Linked DNA regions of Homo sapiens: regions 1 and 3 are each linked to region 2. The links are chromatin contacts, found by Hi-C or POLR2A ChIA-PET in ENCODE. All regions are on one chromosome and are shown on one strand. Each heading gives the region's core, a stretch centred on a gene start or an enhancer-like site at or near the end of the contact. The rest is flanking DNA. Distances are from core to core; before and after follow the strand shown.

The links. Hi-C counts contacts between places; a loop is a spot of excess contacts on that map. ChIA-PET counts read pairs that join two places held with the same protein, here RNA polymerase II (POLR2A). Pooled maps may share reads with other maps.
Region 1: a pooled map shows a loop between it and region 2 (3-fold over the local background). The contact joins the enhancer-like site here to the promoter of AOPEP in region 2. A Hi-C loop is called at or near these places in 1 of 168 maps with a recorded cell type or tissue (MCF 10A) and 3 of 50 pooled maps. POLR2A ChIA-PET finds 5 or more read pairs at or near these places in 2 of 52 experiments (A549 and HEK293).
Region 3: a map of gastrocnemius medialis shows a loop between it and region 2 (10-fold over the local background). The contact joins the promoter of SLC71A2 here to the promoter of AOPEP in region 2. A Hi-C loop is called at or near these places in 3 of 168 maps with a recorded cell type or tissue (CD4-positive, alpha-beta T cell, CD8-positive, alpha-beta T cell and gastrocnemius medialis), 5 of 37 single-sample maps with no recorded cell type and 9 of 50 pooled maps.

Annotation. Positions count from the first base shown.
Region 1 is chr9:95,024,491-95,027,688 of GRCh38, reverse strand. All of the region lies in intron 13 of AOPEP (aminopeptidase O (putative)), which reads right to left. Among named protein-coding and RNA genes, the nearest start is that of MIR6081, 39 kb to the left of the region's middle. Within about 2 kb of position 1,773, at least 26 of the 41 ENCODE cell types and tissues checked have a DNase peak (open chromatin) inside an H3K27ac peak, as active enhancers do.
Region 2 is chr9:94,724,466-94,728,051 of GRCh38, reverse strand. AOPEP (aminopeptidase O (putative)) reads right to left here and starts at 1,353. Exons shown (of 17, transcript NM_001193329.3): 1 at 1,301-1,353. RefSeq lists enhancers at 1,082-1,561, 1,084-1,626, 1,572-1,741.
Region 3 is chr9:94,373,283-94,376,367 of GRCh38, reverse strand. It overlaps SLC71A2 (solute carrier family 71 member 2), which reads right to left and starts at 1,799. Exons shown (of 12, transcript NM_032558.3): 1 at 1,441-1,799. The coding sequence starts at 1,548. RefSeq lists enhancers at 1,030-1,529, 1,530-2,031 and a silencer at 1,581-1,980.

The sequences.
Region 1 (3,198 bases), core at 524-3,023, 300 kb before region 2:
GCATTTTTAATAAAGAATCCTTAAAAGCTACCAAATTCTAACACCTAGAACTTCACTATTTAATTATTTAAAGCACCCCAAAACATGGCTCTACAGACACATGTGTGTCTTTTCTATATTAAAACAATGTGTATAATCAGAAATACAAACTGACAAACATTGGTTTGAGTAACAGAACTAAAAAAAAGAATTCAAAATACCAAAAACATCACTCCTCAAAGTAAATTTAATTTAGACAATATCACATACACACATCAACTCAATACTTTATATCAAGTCCACAAGAAAAAAACATAATTAAATGGAATGTGTTTAACTGTTGCATGCATGACTGGTGGTAGAACCTAGAGAGTAGGGAGGATAGGCATCAAAGACTACAAGTTTATTTATTTTATTATTCTATTTTATTTTATTATTTTTTGAGACAGGGTCTCACTCTGGCTCTGTCACCCACACTGGGGTATAGTGGTGTGGTCACAGCTCACTGCAGCCTTGAACTCCTGGGCTCAAGCGATCCTCCCACCTCAGCCTCCCAAGTAGCTGGAACCACAGGTGCATGCCACCGTATCCAGCTAACTTTTGTATTTTTTTATAGAGATGGGGTTTCGCCATGTTGCCCAGGCTGGTCTCGAACTCCTAGGTTCAAGCGATCCACCCGCCTCAGCTCCCAAAGTACTGGGATTACAAGCGTGAGCCACCACTCCCACCCTACAGTTTTAATTAACATGTGTTAACAATGCTTGAAAAACTGTAAATACCTTAAAATAGTTCCTAGCTTTCTTCTGTACCTAAGAATATAAAACAAGTCAACAGTTAAGGTTATATTCCTTATAGCTCATGGCAAAGATGTGGAGAAACTGGGACCCTTGTTCATCACTGGTGGGAAGGTAATGTGGTATAGCCACTTTGGAAAACAATCTAGGCTTCTTAAATCACTCCATTTACTCAACTGCTCATATAAATTTACTCAACTTACGTGACTCCTAGGTCATCTATCGGAGAGAGGTAAAAGCATATGTTCATTTAACAACTCATCTGTACTTACTGCAGCATTACTACAGCCCTAAACTGGAAATAACCCAAATGTGCATCAACTGGTGAACAGACAGATAAAATGTGGTGTAACCATAAAATGGAATACTGTCCAGGAATAAAGGGAACACAGCGATACACACTGCGACATGCATGCACCTCAATACGTTATGCTAAGTGAAAGAAAACAAACACGTAAGACCATGTATTATATGATTCCACTGATATGAAATGTCCAGAAACTGCAAATCTACAGAAACAAGAAGTAGATTTACAGGTTGCCTAGGGATGAGGAGAGGGGGAAATAGGCAGTGATTAGTGATGGATGCCAGGGGTTTCTCTGGGATGATGGAAATGTTTTAAAACTAGATTGTGGTGATGGTTGCACAACTTAGCTAACTTACTTAAAATCAGTGAATTGTTTATGGCACGTAAATTACGCCTTAAAGTTGTTAAAAACATATATATACACAGAAAGAACCTGTGCTGAAGCCCTGGGTAGCTATGAAGTGTTAAATCTATATTCCGGTTTTCTCTTACTTTCTTGACTTCAGAGTGGAAAAGATGACATCAGTCCATTAGCATTATGAGAATGCAGAATTTTGCTATTCAATTTCCTCTAAAGATAATAAAGGAACACGGGGGAGGGACGCATGCAGGGGAGCAAATAAATCTGCTCTTTCCTCATTACGGAGTTCAAACTGGGTCACAGCCCTATTAGGCTTAACCACTCGGAGCTTACTTATTACTGCTTGCTGCCGGCGGAGGCAGTGCTGGGGCCTGGGAACTGGCAGAGTCCAGTGATGATCATGACCACTGCCCTAGGAACACACGACTTTTAGAATGGGCTAACCCAAGCAAGACACCTAGGCTAAGCATAATGGGCACTCTGAACAATTAGGAAATGACACTACAGAAATTCTTATCTTTAGCTCATGTAACCTAAAACCTTACACAAGTCACTTACCTCCCAAACTTCAAAGTTATGTTTTATTTGTTAAAATCACTATCAACTTAATAATTATACAAAACGAAAATACCAATGTGGTAAGCAGGCAGCCCATGCCCAATAATCTAAGACGACCTTTCTTGCACCTTTTCTCCCAACTCCTGATGAATTAACTTTTGCCAAGTACCTACTAAACTCACTGCTTTGCTCAGTGGGGTCAGCTCTGGCAGCTAACCTACCAGCTCTGCTTTGCAGACTCATCAACAACTCTTGTCTGTCTGACAAGGCACTGAGCCGTATCCAGCACTGTTGCTGTGGACAAGGAAGTAGCAATGGGCCACGTCTGCAGTGGCTGTGGGCTGACAGTATCTGTTAACAGAAGGCTGGAAGGAGTAGGGGGACACCAGCATATGTAATGGCCTCTGCTGGGAAAATGGATCACGGGAGAAGGAAGAACAAGGACAAGCCAGAATTTCTGACCATCCAAAAGCCAGGACACCAAGACTGCCCCAGCCATAAGACCATGACACATGCACCAGGTGCAGCAGGTGAGCACTGTAGACCATCTTTTATTCCCTGTAGAAAAGCTATTGAGAATGGTTCTAGCATAAAGAAAAGACAAATATTTAAGTTGATTGAGATCCCAAATATAATGATTTGATTTTTATAAATTATATGATGGTACTAAATCACATGTACCCTAAAACTATGTATACCTATTATCCATCAATAACAAATAAATAAATATGAAGCTAATAAAGTAAAACAGTTCATTGGCCTAAGGGGAAAAAAAGGTTTTGAATAGGAAAGCAAAATAATAACAAGTATGATAAGAGGGCCAATCTGATAGAAATGGTTGGAATTATTTTTAGCTGAAGTCGATAGGATGAAAATCTAACCGTATGAAAAGTGAAATGCTGTGGAAGAGTAGAGGAAGCAGGAAATCGGAAACGCTATATTTATCCCCTCCCCTCCCACCATTCCCTTGAGTATTTCCTTTATTTTGAGAAGAAAGCAATAAAATTATTCTCCATACCAACATTCTCCCTCCTCTCAGAGACACTCTGGCAAACAAACCGGCCAAAGGCCTCATGGAACGTGGGGCCACACGCTCAGGCTCAGAGTACAAAACTACTGCCAGCTCTTGGGCAGTCGGTACTCACACAGGGGTCAGATACCATATCTAGAAACGGCTCTGGCCAATGACCAGGTGGCGT
Region 2 (3,586 bases), core at 104-2,603:
GAAAAGTGCAGGCTTTGAAGTTATATTCAGACCTGAATTTAAATCTTGATTTTGCCATTTAGTTAACTGTGAATTTTTAGCAAGTCAATTTCATATAACCGAAACTCAATTTCCTTCTCTATAAATTGGGGGTAATAATTCCTAACTCACGAGGTGGTTGTATGAAGTAAGGAGAAAACATATGCAAAGTGTTGAACACAGTACCTGGGATAAAGCAGATGGGCCAACAGTAAGCAACTATTATTATACCCTAACCTTATTCTACTTTGTCCCCCAAATATTGGAAGAATCTAATCTTCCCAATTAGCAAGTCATTGGAAGGCTTCCCAGACTTATACGAAGCACAATATACACTATTCAAAAATGGAACAGACTAAAAGTATTTTAAAAATACAAAACCAAACAATCAATGAGATCAAGGATTTCAGAATTCTGCTTCTCGTCCCATATACTCAGCATCTATTCTGTCTGGTTTTGTAATAACCCATATTATTTCTTTATCAACCATATGAACCTTATTGTTGTTTTTTTGCGATCTAAACATCCCTAGCGGGTTATGTTACTTATTTTGAGGGCTACCTTTGCAAGGGTAATTGTCATCATTGCACGAAAACCAAAAAGAAATCAGGTACAAGGGGCATTTTATGCAATGCTATTAACTGTTCCATGCATCTCAACAGTGGATTGGATCCTAAGTGGATATTTTATTATCACAATAGATAATCATAATCACATTACTGTGCCACCCCCTCCCCGCCCATGCATGCGTTCATGAACAAAACTCCAGACTAACAGTATGAATGTTCTATAGGGACCCCAAAACTCAAAATGTGGTGCTCTCAGTAAAGATCCTCCGGGGGAAGAAGAGGCGGATGGGTTTCACTGCAAGTGGAAATGAATCGAATCGAAACTGTTCTGCCTACTTAAGACTGGAGATGAGCCCTGTGGGGCTAGAAGCCGAGACCGGCAGGTGACCGAGGGCCTGGAGGCAAGAGACGAAGGAGGAGGCACCCAGAGGCTGAGAAAGGTCTGTGCCGCCGGGGAGAAGACAGCCAGAGCCCGTGGCCACCTCTACAGCTGAGGTGGTAAGATGTGACCGCTCCGCCCAGTCCCCAGGATGGGTTTCAGCCCCAGGAGTCTGGGAGAACTGAGGAGGGGATGCGGGTCCTCGCTGGTCGAGCAAAAGTGAGGGTAAGGGAGGGTTCCCCGTCGCCTTCAGAACGGAATGATGCTGTCCCCGCCGCCATCCCGACGCCGGAGGAGAGGAAGGCAGGGACCCAACAGGGAGCGAACAGGTTACCTGTCTCAGCCGCGTCCCACGGGTCACCACTTCCGCAGACTCGGGGTTACTACGGGCTACCCCGGCACGCGCCGGGTGACGTCATCCACACGCGCCCGGGGCCGCATTCTGCCTGACCCGCCTTCCGCTAGGCCCGCCCCCTTAGGATGAGAGGGCGAGACCGCCCGGGGGAGATCTGCGCAGGCGCGGAGCTGCCGCGGTCATAGGAGGGCGCGAGCAGCTTGGCTGGCTAGGGCTTGTAGAGTTGCCCTGGTACCCTAGTATTCCTAATTGCAAAATCTTTATGAAGCTTAAGAAAAAAATCACCAGCCTGGGCAACCTGGGGAGGCCCCGTCTCTACAAAAAAATTAAAAAATTAGCCGAGTGTGGTGGCGTGCACCTGTGGTCCAGCTACTATGGAGGCTGAGGCAGGAGGATTGCTTAGGTCCAGGAGTTCGAGGCTGCAATGAGCTATGAACGTGCCACTACACTCCACCCTGAGCCACAGAGCAAGACCCTGTTTCAAATAAAATTTAAAAAAAGTTACTGAAATACAGATGTGCAATTTTATTCCTTAGCCTAGTCTCACCTCTGCTGCATGTGACTATTGTTCACATATTAATTCCACCACAATTTAAGGTCCTCCTGTGTGCCAGGCAAGCACCCTTAACAAAAGCTGGGGAAACAACCAGGAACAAGACAGACGCTGTGCCTTCCCTCATGGGGATTACTTTCTAGTTGAGAAAGCAAACATTAAATGTAGAAGGAAAGGCCGGGCGCGGTGGCTCACGCTTGTAATCCCAGCACTTTGGGAGGCCGAGGCAGGCGGATCACAAAGTCAGGAGATCGAGACCATCCTGGCTAACACGGTGAAACCCCGTCTCTACTAAAAATACAAAAAATTAGCCGGGCGAGGTGGTGGGCGCCTGTAGTCCCAGCTACTCGGGAGGCTGAGGCAGGAGAATGGCGGGAACCCCGGGGGGCGGAGCCTGCAGTGAGCCGAGATCGCGCCACTGCACTCCAACCTGGGCGACAGCGAGACTCCATCTCAAAAAAAAAAAAAAAAGTAGAAGGAAAATAAGTTGCTGAGAAATTAAAGGAAGACAGGTGACCTTTTGATTTGAGATGTCAAGAAAGTGCCCTCTGAAGAGGTTCAGTAAACTGAGAAGCAGCCAACTCTGTGGAGAGCTAAGGAAAGAACAGCCAAGAGAAGAATCTACATGTGAGCAAGCAATAGGGAAGGGGCAGAATGTGGTGCCTTGGAGAAAGTGAGAAAGTAGGTCATGGGAAGAACAGAGGATGAGATCAAGAAGGCAAGGAGAGTCCCCATCATGCACAGACTCTCTGGGTTCCTGTGAGGAATACGAGTTTATTCGAAGTGTAAGGGGAAACTAGTGAAGAGTTATCAACACGTAAGTGACAGGATCTAGTTTTATAACATCACCCTGCTAGCTGCTGTGTATACATGAAACTTTTGAGAAACAATTTAAAAGGATGCAAAGAGAAGAGTTGCTTTTGCAATGAGCAGGTAAGAAATGATAGAAATGGACAAATTTCAGGAATAATTCTGAGGTAGATGTGACAGACTTGGAGATGAGTTTAGATAAGGGAGATAAGGAAAAGAAAAGTGTCAAAAATAATTCTTAAATTTGGGGCCTAAGCAAATAGCTGGATCATATAGCTAAAACAAGGTTTGTTTCACCTCCTTTCAAACTTGATTTCTTTGCTTGTTTCCAAGTCAGTCCTCTAGGTTCTCCTGTCACCTATCTTTCCTCAGTTTCTATCACTGGCTTCCACTTTCCCTTTTCCTGAGCTCTTTTTTCCCTTGGCTTTCTTAGGCTCCATCAGAGGCTGCAAACCCCAAAGCCTACAGCAGCCGGGCAGTTAACACAAAGGAGTGAAGCCCAGGGATAGAGACTGTGGTGATCTGGAGCTCGTGGTCCCTACCACAGCTCTGTTGATTTTTGCCAACCAGGAATGCTGACCCGGTGATGTCAGATCCCCTGCTTAAAAGATAATCGAGGGCCGGGTATGGTGACTCACGCCTGTAATCCTAGAACTTTGGGAGACTGAGGCGGGCAGATCACAAGGTCAGGAGTTCAAGACCAGCCTGACCAATAAGGTGAAACCCTGTCTCTACTAAAAATACAAAAATTAGCCGGGCGTGGTGGTGGGTGCCTGTAATCCCAGCTACCCAGGAGGCTGAGGCAAGAGAATCGCTTGAACCCAGGAGGCAGAGGTTGCAGTGAGTCAACATCACGCCACTGTGCTCCAGCCTGGGTGACAAAGTGAGACTCCATCTCAAAA
Region 3 (3,085 bases), core at 550-3,049, 350 kb after region 2:
AGGAAATTCTGAGCATAAGAATGCATAGGAGAGGATAAAAACCTAAAATCTGTATCTAATAAACTTAGCTAGACTTTCTGATTGTTTTAAGTATGGGAAGGGATGAAGGAAGCTACCTCGCAGGTTACTAGCTGGGCCACTGGTTAGTAATTACTGTCCATCAATTCATGAGACAGGAGGAGGAACTGGTGCTTTAGTTTTGTGTAGCAAGCAGGAAGAGGACAAGTCTACTTAACGCGAATCAAAATGAGAGCAAGCAATTATACAGAATTTCTCTCCCTCGACAAAATAAGCTTCTCATATTACAGAGATCTTAACTTTGAAATGCTTTTCAAAATAGGGAGTCACTTGGGCTGGGAGGGGACTTCAACTAAGTCCTCATTTTACAGAGGAGGCACTGAGGGGCAAGGCTGTTTCAATACCCTGTCCAGAGTGCGCACTGTTCAGGCAAAACCAGGACTAAAAACCAGCTCTGCCGGATCCGTTCTACCTACTGCTCCTTCTGCTTCAGCTGCCCTCCCAACCTACTAATAGGGATTTACATCCCCAAATACGTTCATGTAAACACTTAGCATTCTTCAACTAAACACAAAATCAGATATGTAAGCTAAAAATCTAAAGCCAAAAACATGTATTTAATTTCCATAAAATTTCTACTTTTCTTTGGAAAAACTTTCCCATTGTGTCAGTTTCTATTCACTGTAACATTCTCTATATTTCAGGTCCTAAGACCAAAAAAAAAAAATCCTTTTTAAACTTAGGCCTTGAAGAAACGACAAACCCTCTAGGCTTAATATTGCACCATATGAAACCACTGACACAGACAAGGCCTGTTCTGCCGAAACCAGGCCAGTTAAGTCAGGGCTCAATTGCTTCTGTATCATTGTCAGAAGCCATCTCGACCTCAAGCAAAAGTAAAACTGGAGAAAGAGGCCAGCCTAACTTGCTCCTCGGCTGGTCCCCAGCAACGCCCCTGGAAACTCTGCTCCCCATCGCTAGGACCGCCCCTCCGACGCCGGGAGAACACGGAAGGAGCAGCAAGGCGCTGCCCGGCATCTGCCGCCAACTTCCCCGTCGACGGTCTGATTCAAATGCTCCCTACCTGTTTTCCATGTAGACTTGGAGAGAAACTGCGCCAGGAAAACTGTTATCAACTGTTACAGGGACGGAGAACTCCGAAATAACCAAATTACTACTTATATTCACTGTCCCATGTCTAGCGCCTTTTGAAACAATAACCAAATCCTGTAAAGTTTTGTCTGCGATGAGCAGTCACTAGGAAAAACCTGTATTCGTGATGAATTCGCCTCCCCCCCCAGAAAAGGACCGACTTTCCAAGAGCCGAAGCCCCTGCCCGGAGCGGCGGGCTCGCGGGCCCTGGGTGCGACCCCACCCAGCCTCCCCGGGATTCAGGCAGCCGGGCCCCGCGCCCGCGCTCACCCAGGTGCTCCCCGCGGCCTGCGCGCCCGCGCGCTTCTCCGGCATGGCTCCCGCCTCGGGCTCCGACGCCGCCTTCTCCTCCAGCTCCGGCGGCGGCTCCACGCTCATGCCGCGGCCATGCCCGCGCCAGCCCGGGGCGCTCCGGGACGACGGCGACGCCGCGGAGGCGGCGGCGGTGCCCGCGCCCTCATGGGCTCTGCGGCCCGCGGCGGCCTGCGGGTCAGGCGGCGGCGCCAGCGGCGGCGCCGAGGGCTGAGGAGGCGGCGGAGGCTGAAGCTGCGGATCAGGCTAGCAGAAGACCGCAGCTCCAGGAACCGACCACTTATCAAACCGCACCGACCCCGACTCTCGCAGTTACCGGCGGCGTCAGGGGCGGGCTGCACGGTTAAGAGACTGTGCCCCGCCCCGCCTCCCCACAGGCCGGCGCCGGGCAGGAGGCCCCGCCCCGCACCTCAGCTCCCGCCTCGAGAACGAGTCCCGCGCCTGAGTAGCCTCCAGCGACGCCACGCCCACTTCAGAGACCCCTCCTTTACCTCGCGACTGGCCCCTTGGCATCAGGACTTCGCGGCGCGCGGGAAGTACGTCATTTCGAGAGCCCGTACGACTGATTTCTTTTTCCGGAGAATCTGGACTGAGGCTAGCAAGCGGGGAGGGGCAAACTCGTGGGGGTTTGGTAGTGATTGCAGTTCAGTTTTGGTCTTGGTTTGCGCCAACCCGCCAACCTCTCAAGTTTTTCTATGGTTCTCTAAGAAGAAAATAATATACTAGCAATGTTTCCCAAACGTACTTGAACACAACACTTTTTATTCTTGACACATGATTAATATCTTGTAGAATGTGTAGGACGCAGTTGGAAAAGCCTGGCTTATGTTTATTTATTTTGAAAGATATGCACCTAATACTGAAATATAAAAAAGCCTACAGGCCTGGAGCGGTGGCCCACACCTATAATCCCAGCACTTTGGGAGGCCGAGGCGGCTGGTTCACCTGAGGTCAGGAGTTAGAGACCAGCCTGGCCAACGCGGTGAAACCCTGTCTCTACTAAAAAACAAAAACAAAAACAAAAAACACCAAAAAAATTAGCCGGGCTTGGTGGCGCACGCCTGTAATCCAAGCTACTCGGGAGGCTGAGGCAGGAGAATAGCTTGAACCTGGGAGCCGGAGGTTGCAGTGAGCCGAGATAGCGTCACTGCACTCCATCCTGGGCGACAGAGTGAGGCTCTGTCTCACAAAAAAAAAAAAAAAATCTTTTTACAAACATCAATAGAAAAAAGAATAAAATTATTTCTATTAACAGGATTAGTAATTTTAATTGAATTAAAGTCATTTCATTTAAGAATTTTTTCAGGTTGGGCGTGGTGGCTCACGCCTGTAATCCCAGGACTTTGGCAGGCAGAGGTGGGCGGATCGCCTGAGGTCAAGAGTTCCAGACCAGCCTGGCCAACATGGTGAAACCCCGTCTCTACTAAAAATACAGAAGTTAGCCGGGCATGGTGGCGGATGCCTGTAATCCCAGCTACTTGGGAGGCTGAGGGAAGAGAATCGCTTGAACCCAGGAGGCGGAGGTTGCAGTGAGCCGAGATGGTGCACTGCACTCCACCCTGGGTGACAAGAGTGAGACTTCGTCTCCAAAAAAAAAAAAAAA